3 separate regions of the Homo sapiens genome follow, and all the other regions are linked to region 1. The links are chromatin loops, found by intact Hi-C in ENCODE. Cell type or tissue: IMR-90. All regions are shown on one strand.

Region 1 (2,500 bases):
ATACTTAGTCAAAATTAGACACAGAAAGTAGAATGGCTGTTTTCAGGGCTTGAGGGGATAAGAGAATGGAGAGTTGTTGTTTAATGGGAATAGAGCTTTAGTTTTACAAGATGAAAAGAGTTATGATGATGGAAGGTGGTGATGATTGCACAGTGTTATTAATATATTTAATACCACTGAATTGTGAACTTAAAAATTTTTAAGATGCTAAATCTTATGTGTATTTTACCACAAAAACATGAAAAAGTAGACACGCTAAGGAAAAAGAAAAAAAATAGTATAGTTATTTTGGAAAACAGCTTGGCAACTCTTAAAGTTAAAACACACTTACTAGATGACCCAGTAGTGAATAGCTATTCATCAAAGTTATATTCATAATTGCCCCAAACTGGAATCAAAGTGTCCCTCAACTGGTAAATAAATTGTGATACATCCATATGACTGAATACTGGGTAACAATCAAAGGAATGAATTCTTGATACAAGCAGAAGAATCTCAAAGGCATTATGCTAAGTGCAAGAAGCCAGAATTGAAAGGCTACAAATCTGATTCCATTTATATGATATTCAGGAAAAGGCAAAACCATAAGGACAAAACAGATCAGCAGTTGCTAGCCCTGGGGATGGGGAGAGGGGATTGAGCAGAAATGGGCTTGAGAGGAATTGAAATATTTCTATGGAGGAATATTTCTATGGCAATAGAAATACTCCATATCTTGACCATTGGTGGTGGTTAGTCAACTGTACACATTTGTCAAAACACATAGATTTACTGTTTAAGTGGTAAAATGTACAAAAAAAGAGTAGTGATGAAAACAGTAACATAAATACGGCAGTTCAGAAGAAAGTCGTAAACGTAAACTGTGGGCAGAACTTCATTGCTGGCTGCAAAATATGAAGCTATATATGGGCTGAAGATAATTTAAATTGTGATAATGCTCTACAAGTGTAAACAGGAATAAAAATGCTCAGTATGATTTTTATTAGACTTTCCAGAAAGTGGCCTATTGTAAAATATTTTCAACTACTGGCGTGAAGCCATTCAAGTTTGAGGTTGTTTTCCAACAAAGCACAGTGACTTTTCTTAAAAATTAATGACTTTTGAGGTTCTAGGAAACAAATAGTAAACAATTATTTGGGGTGTAAAATACATTTTGAAGTTAAAGACAGAGAAGAAAGTAAAAGCAGGGGGGTATTATCCAAAGCTGCAGTCTTGTAGCAACACAGACGCTGTTTTCTCAATTCCTGAGATTCTTGCACAATCAGTCACAAAGTCAAGGCATTTCGCTTAGAGAGAAATCTGAGATTTCTGTTAGCAAAATTCTTTGATCAAATGACACCATCTGGTGTTGCATGATATCAGTGGCGGATACCAGTTAGAGTTCTGTTTTACAACTCGACAAAGCCTGTGATACGCGGAGGATCAGTTTGCTCCTGGTTGCTGTGTAGGAGGGAGAAGTCCAGGAAGACTGCTGGTTCTGTTCCCACTGAAAGCCAGAGGCTGTGCAAGTCTTGATGTGGCCTGAAAATCGTGCATGGCCACGGTACTGAGAGTAGAGTCGATATTGGTCTGCAGCAAGGGAGGTACGGATTTATTAATACAGGAGGGGAACCCTGGATGGCCAACCCACACGCTCCTGAGTTCATTCAGCCTCTGGCTCCTAATTCAGTGTTGGATAAACATGGGTGAAAATGGAAAAAAAATCAAAGTCCAGCTACTGAATGTAATATCAGCACAACCGTCTGAAGAAATAAGCAGAGAATGTCAGAATCTGCTTTCTTGTGCTAAATTACAATGATCTTTCAAGAAGAAAATTGTCAACAGGAATTTTTGAAATGAGAGATATTTAAAACCCCATTTGCATTACCCTAGTTGTGCCCGCTCAAATCATTCTAGGATTTCAAGCGGCTTGATCAGATAAAATGGTGTATTTAAACAATATCTAATGTCTTGGATATCCAGAATCTAAAACTGTGGGTAGGGCCTTTTTTTTTTTTGAGATGGAGTTTCACTCTTGTTGCCCAGGCTGGAGTGCAATGGCATGATCTCGGCTCACTGCAACCTCTGCCTCCTGGGTTCAAGCGATTCTCCTGCCTCAGTCTCCTGAGTAGCTGGGATTACAGGTGCACGCCACCATGCCTGGCTGCTTTTTTATATTTTTAGTTGAAACAGAGTTTCACCATGCTAGCCAGGCTGGTCTCCATCCCCTGACCTTCTCCGTTCACCTTAGCCTCCCAAAGTGCCGGGATTACAGGTGTGAGCCACCATGCCCGGCCAGGGTAGGGCTATTTTTAAAATAAGATACCAAGGTTTGTTAAGGAAAGCCACCTGTGGGCAGATGGTTGGAATGCTGATAGTTTGACTCTTCTTTGCTTGGGTGCTTTACTGGTCAGAGAGCAAAATTAATGAATAATCATTAAACACTCAAAACGACATCCAAATGCTGCAACCAAAATGAAGAAATACTCCCCAGAAACGAATGTATCTGTTGAGTGGATGT
Region 2 (2,500 bases), 52 kb before region 1:
AGAACTTTATACAATGGTCACTAACTCAAGTGACACCCTGGAACCCTGAATGAATCTTTGTTGACTGGCACATTTACTTGTAGAACTTATTTTCAACGTCTTAATGTTCCATGTTTTCCTAATAATTATCATCATATTATTCATATCTAAGTGAATTTTTAAAACCACAATTTATGTACATTTTCTATTCCTAGTCTCCAGGTCTAGTGGAGTCTGTTTGCCTGGGTTTGGTGAAAGCAGAAAATAATTTTGTTGCAGGGCAGGGTGAAAAAAACAGAATCTGTCCCAATAGCCTGGAGGGTGTGGAGACTGTCACCGTCCTTCCTGACTGAGGGGAGTTTGATGCCTAAATGAAAGATGCCATGAACATGAACATACGCATGCATGTACCTTTGTAGTCCAGTGATTTATTTTCCTTTGGGTATATACCCAGTAATGGGATTGCTGGGTCAAATGGTATTTCTGGTTCTAGATAAGTGGGAGCTGAGCAATGAGAACACATGGACACAGGGAGGGGAACAACACAGTAGGGCCTGCTGGTGGGTGGGTGGCGGGGAGGCAGAGCATTAGGAAAAATAGCTAATGCATGCTGGGCTTAATACCTAGGTGATGGGTTAATAGGTGCAGCAAACCACCTTGGCACACGTTTACCTATGTAACAAACCTGCACATCCTGCACATGTACCCAGGAACTTAAAATAAAAATACAAATTTTTTATAAAAGAAAGACGCCAGATGGGCTCAGTGATTAAGATGAGGGATTTCTTAGGCAGAGTCTGAGACGGGGGTCTTGTGGAAATGATCTATTGTAGGACCTGTGGGCAGAAAGGGAGTGAAGGAAGCCAAGAAGCCTGGAGAAGGGTGGAGCCAGGCAGGTTCTTGGCTGGGGTCCAGTTTCTGCCTGATCCCCGGGGAAGTTGGGGAGTGTGAATTGCACCACGGAGTGGTCCCACTGTGAGGGAGGGGGCCTGGGCTTTTGTCCTAGTCAGGCTTGGCCCTTGGCTGCCTTGTGTGTGGGAGAGTAATCTTCTGGGCCCAGAAGCTGTTACTGTCCCAAGGGAACTTCTCTGGAAATGGGCAGCTGTGAGCCCTCGGCAGCCAATGCTCACAGACCTAGAGGATGGGGCACCAGCCCAGAGATCTGGGCAGGGAACAGAGAGTATCCACTACAAGGTTTCAGCAGTCCCTGTTTTCTCTGAACAAAAGCCCACAACCCCAGAAGCCAGGATGACTTGGGGCAACCCGTGACACATAAGACCAACACATTCTTCTTAGGGGAATTCCTGCAGGGAATAGTTGAGGTCCTGGCTGCAATTCAAGAATGAGTTGCATCTTGGAGCTCCTTCATGAGGCCAGCCCTTGGGACCAAGAGTTCCTTTCTACCCTCGCCACTTCAAAGCCATCCTGGAAGAGTGCATGTGCATGTGTGTGTGCATGCAAGGTGCGTGGATGCATGTGTGCACATGCATCAGGTAGGCACATGGATGGCTTCTAGTCAAATAAAAAAATCCACACGACTGTATGGAGCTTCTCTGATCCATTTTGGCTGGCTAGATGTGATCATGGATTTTTATGTAAAATACAATTAGTTTTACGTATTGTTGCACAGTTTGGACCTATTAGAAAAGACCATTAAGGCTAAAAATAGAACCAGAAGAAAAAGGGGACTGACAGCAGACAAATCCCCTAACTTAATTCTCTCCGTGTAAGGTAATCTAGAAGGGTATGGAGGGAAATGTTAGGCAGGGGCCACTAGAAGGCAAAGGGATTTTTCTGCCTGGACATCTAAGTTTAAGAAAACATTGCTTGGGGGTGCGCTGGTGACAGCAGCTGCTGTACAAATGCAGCCATCCACCCCGGGTCAGTTTGCTTTTTGATTGATAACTTGGGAGCAGACTCAACACATCTGGACCATACACATCTGGAAAGAGAGTTGCCAAATTAAACATGCACTAACTTCACACTGTCTCCCAGATTGTTTAGTTTTGGGGAAACTGAGGAAGCAGTGGGAAATGGGGGCCCCAGCAGCTTTGTCTGAGCAGTTTGTTTTCCACTGAAAATCCAGGTCCCCAAAGAGGTTTTCAGGTATTTCAGTTTTGAGAACCGTAATATTGGAATACGATTGTTTTGGTGAAACCAACCTGACCGTAAATGAACTTTGCTTTCAAAGTTATCGTATGCCAAGATTCTTATTGTCTAGAGAGTAACGGCATGTAGAATGTTTAATCAATATGTAGTCAAGCCAATCAGTTTCTCATCAGACAAAAATGCTGTGGTAATATTCTGTCTCTGTGGTCTATTATTTTTCTTTACCCAATAAGATAAAAAATCTTTTTTCTTCATGAGCAAAATGGTCATTTCCCCAAGCACGTTATAAACAGGAAATGCACCATCTGCAGTCACTTTTTCTCCCTTGGGTCCGCAAACCACCTGCATTCCAAACTCACCAGGCTGCACTCTGGGACGTTGCCACGCTTGCTAAGGGAAAGTTTGGCTTTCC
Region 3 (2,500 bases), 110 kb before region 1:
GTGTGGGTTGTTTGGATCTGTTGATTTTTAAAATGTTTTAATTCACTTTGTGCTTTGATTTTATGTAGACAGGGAGATGGTCATTCTCCGAATATTCTGATTTTCCATTTGAAAATAATTACTATTGTGCAAAGATGGTAAAGCTAAATTATTTCAACAAACCAATTAGAATATCCATTTTATGAACTGTTCTCTATTTTGGAAGAAAAATGAATTAAAACAAGACTAACATCAGGAAACTTTTCACATAACACATATTTATTACACACCCTCTGAACGAAGACGTTGTATTGGGCCCCAAGGCTCCCAGCCACTGAGCTCGTCGTGGCCTGTGGGGGCTGATTTGTCATCCAAGCCAAGATAGACATGGTTCCTGTCGTCATGGAGCTTGTCTCAGAGGAGAGGCATTGATCAGAAATGAAGTGGATTCATTAAGGGGGCCAATATTCGTTCAGGGTTAGCTCCACTCATTCCTGCCTGACCCCTGAGCCAGGAGGGGCTGAGAGATGCCCCAGATGGTGTTACCGAAGTAAAAAGGCGAACAAACATTTTAGGAAGCTTTTAACATGGGTTGAAACAAATTCAGTTAACCAGAAACCCATTCCCAATTTAATCCAGTTAATTGAGGTGTTATACAAACCCAAATATGCTTTTTGGGGAACGTCTGTATTTGCAAAGACGTCAGTGGTATATTTCCTTTGACCTGAAAACCTGGTGAGGTTGGTAACACAAGAATTGTTGGTCCTTATTTTACCATTAAGTAGAAACATGGCTTCTGAGTATTTCCTGTGTGCAGAGCCCTGTTTTCCCTGCGATGGGGTTTTTAAAAAATTGACATGAAAATGATTGGCCTTGATTACAACGTTAAAATGAAGAAGTTTCAGTAAATTCAAGTGCACAGGATGTACATTTTCCAGAGGGAGGTCCTCAGAGCCGAGACAGATCTAAGCAGCCTCAAGTGGCCACTGGGCTCAGCGTGGCCTGTGGGGGCTTATTTGTCATCCAAACCAGCGGTGTGGGTGGCTGAAGAAATTCCCACAAGCTGCAGACCACGGTTGACTCTCATGGTTTTTATTCGGTACTACGGAAGGCATTTCCTCCGAGATGATTCACTGGGGAAATTTGATATACTGTGGGGTGATGGGGCTGGTCTCTGACATTTTCATTACTGTATTAATTTTGTGTCCTCCCGACTCCTATCGGCTCCCACACGTACACAGCTGGCTATTGTTTCCCTTCATTCCAAACATGTATAACGTTTATTTTAAAAAAAACTCCAGAGCAGAAATTTACATCAATCCCTTTAAAATTCCATTCCGTTCGTTTTGGCCCGCTCTTCCAGTTTCCCACTCTGTGAATGAGCGACTTTGAGGGTGAAGGCCTTTGCAGTCCAGACTCTGCAGCTCTGTGTCACTGGGGTCCCACCATGTCACGAGCTTCTTTGCAGGTGCCCACGCGAAATGCAGACAAGACTCCGCCCAAGGTTCCAACAGACCGTCAATGAGTGGGGACAGCAGAAATCACAGGGACAAAGTTCACTTCTTATTTTTTTCTGCAATGTGTAGTGAAGTTTTTGTCTGAGAACAGATGACCATGTGGACAGCCAGCCCTGTACGGACTCCAAAGCTGGTGTTTGGAATGAGGGGCTTTGGCTTGCTGGCTTCCGTTGTGTCCTCTGTCCCCAACAAGCCATAGACCTTTTGTCTCTTTCCATGGATCCCCTTTCACCTGGCAGCGGAGTCCCTGCTGCCACCAAATGCAGACCCCCAACCTGTGTTCTGCGTCTCCCTCTGTCTCCTAAGCACCTTGACTCTACAAGTGTCTCCGTCTTTTGTAGCATCAGCATCTGTCTTCTGTGTCCTTCCCATCAGCCACATACTCCTTCATAGCTTTCGTCCTAAAACAAACAAACACCACCACCAGCAAGCTTCTTGAACTCCACAGATTACCCAGCTCCCTCTCGTTTCTCAGCTCTATGTCTCAGCCAAACCCCTCCTTCTAGCCTCTCTATAAACTGCTGTCATCAGGCTCTGACCCCACGGAAATGTCCTTTTGCCCCACCATCAGTATGCTCCATGCTGTGACTCTGTCCTCATCTTACCTAAGCTACCCTTGGTGGGCTTTAGTACCCTTGGCCTCCTCTAAAACCTTTCTTCTCCCAGCGTCCATGACTCCATGCTCTCCCGGTTTTCCCCAGAGTGGGAAGCCTTCCATCCTATTCACAGCAAAGCCCTGCCAGCTCTAGTCCAGGTCCGTCTCTGCTCTCACCTCCCTCTCCCCATCCTGCCTGGTGTCCCCTGACTTGGAGGGAGCACATGTGCTTGTTGCTATGGTGCAGGGTGGACTGCCAGGGAGGTAATGGTGGAGCCCAAAGAGCCTTCACATCTGAGATGCAGCAGGAGATAAAATGAGAGTGTTCCCCAGCTCCAATCTAAAGTAAAAATGTTACAGCAAAGGGCCTGGGATTTAGGTATGCCAATACAGGTTACAAATGTAATAT

The links. Peaks named below come from ENCODE experiments on the same cell type or tissue, not always from the same donor. Only the 100,000 strongest peaks of a DNase experiment are listed, where the experiment ranks them.
Region 2: a loop joins it to region 1, with 2.9 times the contacts of the local background. A loop is called at or near these places in 5 of 110 quality-filtered maps.
Region 3: it touches region 1 in a loop (3-fold over the local background); 5 of 110 quality-filtered maps call a loop at or near these places.

The regions. Positions count from the first base shown.
Region 1 is chr2:237,170,455-237,172,954 of GRCh38, reverse strand. No RefSeq gene overlaps it. Among named protein-coding and RNA genes, the nearest start is that of COPS8, 86 kb to the right of the region's middle. In IMR-90, a CTCF peak has its summit at 1,344; a DNase peak (open chromatin) is centred at 1,374; H3K4me3 peaks cover 269 bases; H3K27ac peaks cover 2,239 bases.
Region 2 is chr2:237,222,216-237,224,715 of GRCh38, reverse strand. It overlaps LOC105373953 (a long non-coding RNA gene), which reads right to left. Exons shown (of 6, transcript XR_924035.3): 2 at 2,448-2,500. Among named protein-coding and RNA genes, the nearest start is that of COPS8, 140 kb to the right of the region's middle. In IMR-90, no CTCF peak of the experiment used is centred here; DNase peaks (open chromatin) are centred at 1,275, 1,765 and 2,375; H3K27ac peaks cover 2,321 bases.
Region 3 is chr2:237,278,998-237,281,497 of GRCh38, reverse strand. No RefSeq gene overlaps it. Among named protein-coding and RNA genes, the nearest start is that of COL6A3, 130 kb to the left of the region's middle. In IMR-90, a CTCF peak has its summit at 1,040; DNase peaks (open chromatin) are centred at 1,087 and 1,927; H3K27ac peaks cover 2,461 bases.